2 separate regions of the Homo sapiens genome follow, and region 2 is linked to region 1. Evidence: read pairs that join two places in POLR2A ChIA-PET (ENCODE). Cell type or tissue: A673. All regions are shown on one strand. Each heading gives the region's core, and the rest is flanking DNA. Links, peaks and the distances in the headings are about the cores only.

Region 1 (5,393 bases), core at 211-5,210:
ACTAATGATAACCTGACTTCAAAAACCTTTAGGCAAAGAGAAGACACATTTAATTATATTTATGTATACAGATAGAGATATATAGATATACATACAATTATATAAAATAATTACCAAAACATATCCGATCTGAATGATTTCCTCCAAGTTAAAAATGTATTGACTTTAAAATAAACATGAAAATGAACCAGGTAGGAAAAAATAGTTACTCCAGAAAAGATTAAAACTTTGTACCAGTTGGTCTATTTTAATGTTCTATTTTATAAAGTAGTATTTAAAACAAGACTCCTTTGTAATGAGTCATCATTTAATTAATATCCAAATACCTTGAGAGCCCATAACAGTTCAACAAAACAGCTGGAAATCAAATATCGGAGATAATTACTCACAGCTGGCTTTATTCAACTGATGTCATATTAAATAAGCTTATCCTACAGACCTTTTCCCCTTCCCCAAAAAAGAAAAAAAAAATTCTTTAAGAAACATAGAAGGCTCTTTGTGTGAGATTTTTTTAAATGTGCAGAATATATTCCTCTACTAAAGATTTTCAACAGTATGTTAAAGATTTTCAGCAGGAATACACTGCTGTATTTTATACCATCCTGTGTGCTTGCAATATTTTGAACTTCATTTTTCTTAAAACAAAAATAGCAAACTGAACTAAGTCACAAAATACGCTGGAAAGCTAAATTTTTATGATCCTAGCAGTCAGTTTTACTATTTTGATATTGGGCTAAATTTATTATTTTTGTAGCGACGTCACATCTCAACAGCTTAGTAATATAAACTATCAAACCAAAATATCAGTTTCAAGCTTACTGTTTCAAGCCATTATTTAAACCATTGCATTGTACTGTACCACCCACATTATATGAATGTATTCATATAAATGATTTATCAACAATAACTACCTATTATATGCCAGACACTGTGCTGAATATTCTATATTATCTCTAATTTCCATGAAATTTCACATGTAGATAATTTATATCTAATAATCACCAAAAGGAAAGATATCAAAGACAGTTTTCAAACTGCTACACACATACACTAACTCCATAATAAGCCAGGTTATTATTATCTGCTACAGTAGAATTTTCAAATCCAAAATACAGATATTTTCGTTTTCACTCCTCTCATTCATTCAAATTTGTTCTTATATTCTCTCCCCTTCTCCTTCCTGTCTCTCCCGTTTAATAAAGAAGAAGAAGGAAAAAAAAAAAAAAACAGCCGGGTGCAGTGGCTCACGCCTGTAATCCCAGCACTTTGGGAGGCTGAGGCGGGCGGATCACAAGGTCAGGACATCGAGACCATCCTGGCTAACACGGTGAAACCCCGCCTCTACTAAAAATACAAAAAATTAGCTGGGTGTGGTGGTGGGCGCCTGTAGTCCCAGCTACTCAGGAGGCTGAGGCAGGAGAATGGCGTGAACCCAGGAGGTGGAGCTTGCAGTGAGCTGAGATTGCGCCACTGCACTCCAGCCTGGGGGACACGGCGAGACTCCGTCTCAAAAAAAAAAAAAACTACCAGTACTACTGATACATGTTATCATTATCTACCCAACAAACTTTGAAGTCATATTTTATGAAACCTCACAAGTAGCCCTGATATGTGAGATACAACCTAAGTTTGCTCATTTTATCCATGTACTATAATTTCTTCACACTCATCTAGACAGACCCCTGATGTGATTTTTACTGATGTAATAATCCCTTTGTTTTTCAGATCCTTTCATCTTTCAGTAACCCCTTCTTGGCATTTTTTAAAACTATACAGTCTCTAGCACACAGTAAGGACTCAATTAAAATGTGCTGAGTCAGTAAATAACTTTTCTTCCAGTACACTAGAAAAAGTGATTTTTATGCTTACCAAAAAATTTAAATAGATTAACACCAAATTTTCTTGACATGTCTTAGACAGTTCCACTGTATTCATTTATGCATTTAAGTAAACATTTTAATCAGATCTTTTATTTTTGCACATAAGCCTAAATTTTGTACAACACATGATACGAGAAATATAAGCTTATATTTAGAGTGCTCTTGAATTTTCACTGAGCTTTTATAAACTTTCTTATTTGCTTTATTCTATCAGTATAAACAACCATTTTTACCACCCCAGAAAAGCAAAGTAATTCTCCATCAAGACAAAGTGCTTATTCAACACTCAACATTTATACCTCACAATAAAATGTCTCCATGATCATCTCTCATTATGTGAGGCACTAACAGGATATTATTGGGGGTTCTGGAGGGAAAAAATTCTGTCACAATTGCCACATTTTACAAATCTGTAAAATAGGTAAAATAATAATGTATAAAATTATTGGAATAAGAAAAACCACCCCACTCTTATAATTGAACCATTTACTTCAAGCATGCCCATCTTTTGGTAAGGATAAATACCTACTAGCTACCTTTTCTGGAATAGTATGATACAAAAAGAAACAAAATTAAGCCCTTTACAAAGCTCAGCAAGTGGTGCACAGTCATCATCAGAAATAACTAACTCCTTTTTGGAACAGGTGTTTCGGAGTGAGGAGGTACCAGGTAACAAAAAGAAGATTCTAGATTATAGTCCACTGCCTAACCTCTCTGGTATTTCATCTATTTCTTCCTCCCTGGGTAATCTTACGGAAAAAAAAATTACAAGGAACAATAAAAGAGACAACTTAAAATGTGTACTTTAATATACCTTGCATGCTGGCACTGTGGGTAACAGACTGATCTCTGGAGCCAGGCTGAGATAAAATCTACACCTCTGCAACTTGCATGGTTTTTAACTGTGGACAAGTTACTTATAACCTGAGAATCAATTCCATTTGAAAACTCAATGCACAGGGTGGCTGAGGGCTATAATCTAGAATCTTCTTTTTGTTACCTGGTACCTCATTAAATGAGAGAACACCAGCAAAACCCTTAGGTTCTATTTTGATAGCTGGCAGACACTGTGCAGATGTAGGCAGGATTTAAGTAGGTTCTACAATCCAGGTTCATTAATATATACAACAAACCTGAATTTTAAGTGTAAAGATTTACGAATATGCTTCCCAGGTGGTTGAAAATTATTTTCTAAGAACAATTATAATAATTAATTTTTTCAATATAAAGATTCCCAGACCTTTTTTTTTTTTTTTAAGAGACAGTATCTCACTCTGTCATCCAGGCTGGAGTGCAGTGTTATCATAGCTCACTGTAACCCCCAAACTCCTGGGCTCAAACAATCCTCTTGCCTTGTACTTGTAGTCCCAGCTACTTGGGACTACAAGTACACGCTACCACATCCAGCTATTTTTTTTTTTTTTTTTTTTGAAGAAACACAGTCTCACTATATTGCTCAGGCGAGTATTAAACTCTTGGCTTTAAGCAATCATCCCACCTCAGCCTCCCAAAGTGCTGGGATTACAAGCACGACCTACCACACCCAGCAAAGATTCCAGATTTTTAACAAACACTTAAAAATATGTTAGAGACAACATATAAATGAACAAAATTTACGGTTTACTTTACAGCTGTTTGCATGCTGCATTCTGCAGATTTTTCTCTCCAGAACGTTATGATGCATGCTTTAAAAGACTATAAAAGTTTAGAATAGATTTGGAAGATAATCTAAATTACTATAGCTCACTTTTTAAAAGTCTTAACTTCCTCTATTAAGCACCAGTTAGATTCTTGAAAGGTATCACCATCCTTGGTTTATGCATCAAACCTGATCACACAAGGAATCAAATTTAATATGTATGAAGATAAGCAATTATGTTTGGCTGTGATTAACTATCATAACTGCCATCACAATCTAAATTTTTTTTATTTTTATTTTTGAGACAGGACCTTGCTCTGTCACCCAGGCTGGAGTGCAGTGGCGTGATCATGGCTCATTGCAGCCTTGACCTCTTGGGCTCACAGGCTCAATCGATCCTCCTGCCTCAGCCCCCTGAGTAGCTGGGACTACAGGCAAGTGTCACCACACCTGGCTAATTTTTGTATTTTTGGTAGAAACAGGGTTTCACCATGTTGCTCAGGCTAGTCTCAAACTCCTGGGCTCGGCAATCCACCTGCCTTGGCCTCCCAAAGTGCTGGGATTACAGGCATAAACCACGGTGCCCAGCCTAAATTATTTCTTCAATTAAGTAACACTTCGCAAAAAGAAAACCTACAGGGAAACTACATATTGTTTATGATACAAATTTTTGAAAATACAATTTTAACTATTCATAAAGAAACTACCTCCAAACACAGTTAACATCTCTTCTAATCACTGGCTTTCTGAAACTAATACCAGAGAAAATATTATTACGAAGTTCAATTTTACTAACAATTGTAATCCCTTTAATTTCTGAAAACAAATTAATACATGAATCTCAAAATCTTTAGGATGACACACAGAAATCCGTTTTTAATGTTTACATCCAGAATGTTTTTTTAATCATACATGGGAATGTCCTCATTTAAGGTACTTTTTTCTTTTATCCCATGTAAATTCCCATCTTATCTTCAATCAGAAGCATTTTTTTAAGCTATGAATTCAAAACCTATGATTAAAAAAAACTTTAATTTCTAATTAGGTTCGGATACTTGATCACTAATATTTCTAATTAGTTTCAAATGGAAGGGTAAAAATGTAATATAGACAAAGCTATAGAAGAAATTTTACCTTTTAAACCCTGATGTGGGTAAGTACACTCCACTTTAAGATGATTTCCTACATCGTACTCAAAAAATTTCATTGTGGAAGAGAAAAAAAAATGATGTACAGGAATAGGTGAATAGAGCATGCACTACAAATTCACTTAAATCAAATCCACTTCCTTTTGGAGTCGTTATTTTAAGGCACAAAGTAACAGATCTTCATCCATATAGTTTGCTACATACAGAAAAAGATATACTGAATATCATGTTAAAGATACATACCTAACTCTGGTCTAAGCTCTGTGCGCAGGCAATGCAGTTAGTTTGAAGTTGACTTTCTTCAAATTGCTACTGAAGTTTGCTATTGAAATAAGTGAAACAAACACTTTCTAGCCATAGTCCCAACACTGCCAACAATATCCATGTTACATGAGTGAGGATTTAAAATCAGAAACAGATGGGTTTGAAGCTTCAGTTCTAGCATTTACTGTGTAATGTATGACCTTAGGCAAAGTATATCAACTGTCCTCATCTGTATAATGTGAGAAAACATGTTCTTCACTGGGTTGGGAGAGAATTAAGTAAGATAAAACAGGCAAAATATAAAGCACAGTGCCTGGCTTTCTGTAAGTATCAGATATTATTAACATTTTATATAAAAGCACAACTATCAGTTGTTGATAGGAAAGAATGGGAATCAGTAAAAGGTACATTTCATAAAATAACTACAATTTTAAATGTGAATAGACATGTGTCTATAGTATA
Region 2 (5,393 bases), core at 262-5,261, 250 kb after region 1:
TTTTTAGTAGAGACTGGGTTTTGCCATGTTGGCCAGGATGGTCTTGATCCCCTGACCTCGTGTTCTGCCTGCCTGAGCTTCCCAAAGTGCTGGGATTACAGGCATGAGCCACCATGCCCAGCAGGACCATTTTTAAAAAGAAAGCAGACAGGCTGGGTGGTGACTCATGCCTGTAATCCCAGCACTTTGGGAGGCTGAGGTGGGAGGATGGCCTGAGGTCAGGAGTTCAAGACCAGCTTGGTCGACATGGTGAAACCCTATCTCTACTAAAAATACAAAAATTTACTGGAGGTGGTGGTGTACACCTGTAATCCCAGCTACTTGGGAGGATGAGGCAGGAGAATTGATTGAACCTGGGAGGTGGTGGTTGCAGTGAGCAGAGATCGTGTCATTGCACTCCAGCCTGGGTGACAGAGCGAGACTCCATCTCTACAAACATACATACATACATACATACATACATACATACATATGTACATACATAAAGCAAAAGCAGACAAAAACCAAACAGCAACAACAAACTTCCCTGCATGCTATGCTGAGGAGCTCAGACTTTATTCTAGGATGATGGGATGTCAGGGGAGGGTCTGCTGGAGACAGCCATGGTCACTTCCCTCCCACCACAGGGATTCTGTGATTCTCAGGAGCAGGAAGGAACTGCCTGACCTCTGTATGCTGGGAGAATGGCTCACACTCTTGCTTCACTGAGATCTCTGCTCAAACATTACCTCGTCCTCTCTTGTCTAACCTCACGAAAATAGCATGCCCAAGATTTTCTACTCATCTGCCTTAATTTTTTTTCCTAGTACTTCCCAAATATTTCAGTTATCTGTTTATTTTTTGTCTCCCCCACAGGTATATAAGCTCTGTGACAACAGGGGCTTTATCTTATTACTGCTGGTCCTCACGGTGCCTTGTACTGTGCCAGCCATGTAGAAAGAGCCTGTAGATTCTTGAGTGAGTGAAGGGCGATGCAAATCTCCCACAAATCATGGTCCAAAGACCTTGGGAACCCACAGACTCAGATTCTAGAAAGAGAACTTTGCAGTCCCCAAGGGGCTCTTGCAGCCCAGGTGGAAGGATGGTGAATAAGAAGTCCCAAGAGGCTCTCTAAGAAACAACAGCTTTCCAAATGAGTTGGCAAATCCCTACCCTTACAATCCTGTTTCTGTCTGTTCCCCAGAGTCAGCCTTTTATAATGGAAAAGCAGGGCTGAGATAATGTTCTAATTTAGGGTTGTTAGAACTTAGCCAAGGATCTCACCAGGGAAAGAGGAAGAAGCTTAGATCTTTCCTCTAAAATGCAGTCCAAAGCCAGAGCTTGGAATAGAAAAGCTGGTGTTTTCCTGAATGTCCATGAGACCTCAAAATGGATAGGCCATGTCCTTCAGGAGATCACATGGGTCTCATGAAGCCTCAGTGTTAGCATATCACCTTCAACTTCACAGCATCTTCCATGCTTGGCTCTGAAAGGACAGTAGTGCATTCGTCAACAAGCTTCATAGATAGGTGTCCATCTTGGGGGTGGTTCTTTGGATCTCTAGCAGTCCAGTGATGTAGAGTGGAGAGAGTTCAGAAACTTCCCAGGATGGGTCAGGTCTTCAGCTTTCCTAAGCCACATGGCTAGAATCACCTTAAATTACTAGAAAAACAGACAAATCTCAACTATCTGAAAACTGGTGGCCTTGTTTCTAGCTCTTTTCCATTTCAGAACCAATTTGTTCCTATTCCAGGCAACCAAAACCTCATGTCCTGGATATGCAAGGAAAACAGAGTCGCGCTTCTTTTGCCTGGCATATGAGTGCTTTCGAGGACACTGATCAGAGAAATTCCAAATGGGCTATTCTTGTTAGGCAGTGTAAGTCATCATTGCCAAGAGCTTCCAAACCACCTAAGCTGCCGAAGCTACCAAAAAAGGAAAAGGTATGATGTTTTGCTTTTCTAAATCGTCATAGAAAAAGTCAGGCTGCTTTAACATATAAATCAGGGACAGGTTTCTCATAGTAATACTAATAATCAGTTTTGTAGCTTCTTTTAACCTATCGAAGCATTTTGTAATTTATACTGGATTGCCACAGTGATGTTTATTCAGTGGGTAAGTGGGCATTATTCACCTTTTATAGTTAAAGAAAACAAGAGGTTGTGTCCTCAGAATTTCTTATCACTAGGTTTAACCTTGAGAGAATGGCGACCCCTGTGAGTTCCAAGAGCTGAGAAAGCACCGTTTGTGAAATGGAGGTAAATCTGTAACTCCACTCAAAACCTCACAAACTGGTTAGCAGAGTAAGCTTATACCCGTTTGAATTCTAGGTTGTCCCCTAAACTATTTATGGAATCTTGGGCAAGTTGCATAATTTCCCTGTATGGGTTTTTATAAGTAAAATGGGGATTTTGGTATCTGTTTTGAATATTTTATAGAGTTAGGAGGAGAATTAAAGAATGTGGAAGTATATATTCAACAACTATTTCCTGAGGTCTGTGTACAAACCATACGCCAATAATAGCTTTCTGTCTAATCCCACAGCACAATGAACTTTGCAGGCGTCCAGTTTTTCAATAGAGTTTGACAGCAGATTTCCATGCTAGAAAAAGGAATAGAATAGCTCAGGCCCATTCAGAGACTCCTGTTCCCTACGCATAAAAAGACTTCTTGCTCTTTTGGAGAATCTTGCCAATTCACTAGAATATTACTCACCCTCTGTTGCCAGAGATCTGATTCATCAGCAAGCCATTATGTCTATTTGAGACATTTTGTGATGGCAGGAGACTTAGCTGTCCTCCTCAGTAGATCCTGACCTTAGGAATACTTCGTATTGAAAAAGGGAACAGTTCGACATCTAACATTTCAATGTAGTCTGAATTTTGAGATGGGTCCAAGTGAAATGATTTATTGCAGTGTGTGTGGAGGAGGGCTTGGATTAGTTACTTTCTGTCACTGAACTAATTTTGTGTCAGATTAGAGCTATTACAGACTAAATTATCCCAAACGCCTCTATCATTCGCCAAATCCAGTTGAAATATTTTTTGCATTAAAAAATCTGTTAAAAGACTTCTTATTTTGATTTCAAATTTGTAGAGCATGTTGTAACAACAGCTCTAAGAACGTGATATACTCTTTCCCCAGCCCCATCTGTTGTTAATTTTATTTGCTTTTATGTTCGCTTTCTTCCTCTCTCTCTTACACCATTTGAGTGCAAGTTGCAGACATGATGCCCCCCAACTTCTCTTGTCTTTTTTTTTTTTTTTAAGATATGGGGGTCTCACTATGTTGCCCAGGCTGGAGTGCATTGGCTATTCATGGGCACAACCATAGTGCACCGCAGCCTTGAACTCCTGGGTTCAAACAATCCTCCCACCTCAGCCTCCTGAGTAGCTAGGACTACAGGCACAGACCCTGTGGAATAAATGGTCTACAGGCTAGACCCTTTACTCCTAAATATTTCAGGGTGTATTTCCTAAGAACAAGGATGCTGTCTCACATAAACACAGTACAATTTATAAGATTCAGGAAATTTAACATTGATAGAGTATTATTATCTAATCTAAAGTTCATAGTCGAATTTTACTAAATAGCAGATGGTGGTGTTTCACACCTATAAACCCAGCACTTTGGGAGGCTGAGGTGGGAGAATCACTTGAGCCCAAGTTTGAGAGCAGCCTGGGCAACATAGTGAGACCCCATCTTTACAAAAAATATAAAAAATTAGGCAGGGGTGGTGGTGCATGCCTGTAATCCCAGCTACTCAGGAGGCTGAGGTGGGAGGCTTGCTCGATCACAGGTCTGCAAGTCTGCAGTGAGCTATGATTGCATCACTGCACTCCAGCCTGCGTGACAGAGAGCCTGACTGTCTTAAAAAATAACAACAACAACAACAACAGCAACAACAAAAAGTATTAACTGACGACCTTTGTAATATTCTGATCCAGGATTCAGTCTAGGACCATGTATTACATTGAGTTATCACGTCTCTTTAGTCCTCTTCAATGTGGAGGAGTTCCTCACTCTGGTCTTTTATAACATGGACACTTTTGAGGAATCCAGGCCAGTTCTGAATCTTTCAGTATGGGCTTGTCTGATGTTTCCTCACGAGTGGGTTCAGGTTACGTGTTTTTGTCAGGAATCCCAGATAAGTGACGTTGCCTCATGCTCAGTGCATCACATCAAGAGGCACCTGAGGTCGGTTTAACCCATTATTCCTGAGAGTAGTTGAGCACTTGGTCATACCCCTTCCATTCCAGAAATAAACAAAATACTGAATCATTCAAAATAATTTATCTTTTTATCAATGAGGCTTTCTTCTAAATTTCCAGAGTTACTTTAGATACTTGTCCCACAAATCCATTTTTTGGACTGTCCTGCAGAATTTGTGTGGATGCTTCAATAAATACTCAACACCCCTCTCTTTTACATGAATCCTCTTTAGGGAAAATAAATTGGAACAAATGTTCTTACATATTTGAAAGCAAATAATGAATACCACATGTGAAAAGCCTCCAACGCAGTGCCTCACACATAGCCCCCAGTGAGTGGCTATCATTACTATTCTTACTTGAGATGCCAACACATTTTCCATTCTTACACGACAAGAATCAGAACCAGGCACTGAAAGTCTCTTAAGTAGAAATTTGTCTGTGTTACTGGGTGACTTGGGGGAAATTTTAAAAGCTTAAACCTATAGACAGTATCATAAACTTTCCCATCAAAATAGATGGTTGAAAATGGGAATATTTTATATCCATGCTTTGAGTTTGGTTTTCCATGTATAAACTTAAGGTTAGAGAGCTTAATTACAATGTTTCTAAAAAGTACAATTTATGAGATTTAACAGTATGTATCATTCTTATATACATTTACCCAAAAATGCTCTTAAAAATACTTTTGGAAATCCATTGAGCAAGTCTCTAAACCACTTCTTCTATAATGCCCTAATCTCTCTTTTTAAATCACAAAATGTCTCTTAAGTTCTATCTTCTATTCCATTCATTATTTTCCCCTTCTGGATTTCTGGTTGTTTTTTTCCTTCATACAATAATACATTCATTATTTATTATTATACATTTCCTTCATACAATAATACATTCATTATTTTCCCCTTCTGGATTTCTGGTAGTTTTTTTCCTTCATACAATGCATATATCATATGCATTGTATAATTTATGTGCATATGATAGACACTTTTAACATAATTTATTTCTATTTCATTTCTTTGCTGGCAAATGTTCTCATTGTCCCCCTTCATTCCAATACACAGACTTCAGTCTCAGTGACTGATACATTCTTTTCCTCATCCACTCGAGTTTGAGAGCAGTATTCTCAAATTTTAAAGGTCATGCAAATCACTTGGGGATCCTGTTAAGATGCAGATTATGATTCAGTAGGTCTGAAATGGGGTT

The links. ChIA-PET counts read pairs that join two places held together with the same protein. Peaks named below come from ENCODE experiments on the same cell type or tissue, not always from the same donor. Only the 100,000 strongest peaks of a DNase experiment are listed, where the experiment ranks them.
Region 2: POLR2A ChIA-PET joins it to region 1 with 5 read pairs; 4 of 35 experiments call an interaction of 5 or more read pairs at or near these places.

The regions. Positions count from the first base shown.
Region 1 is chr4:159,160,139-159,165,531 of GRCh38, reverse strand. The region is part of intron 1 of RAPGEF2 (Rap guanine nucleotide exchange factor 2); the gene reads right to left. Among named protein-coding and RNA genes, the nearest start is that of MIR3688-1, 34 kb to the right of the region's middle. In A673, for the core only: no CTCF peak of the experiment used is centred there; a DNase peak (open chromatin) is centred at 371.
Region 2 is chr4:158,911,699-158,917,091 of GRCh38, reverse strand. SPMIP2 (sperm microtubule inner protein 2) reads left to right here. Exons shown (of 5, transcript NM_152543.3): 4 at 1,733-1,922. Among named protein-coding and RNA genes, the nearest start is that of SPMIP2, 120 kb to the left of the region's middle. In A673, for the core only: no CTCF peak of the experiment used is centred there; a DNase peak (open chromatin) is centred at 2,661.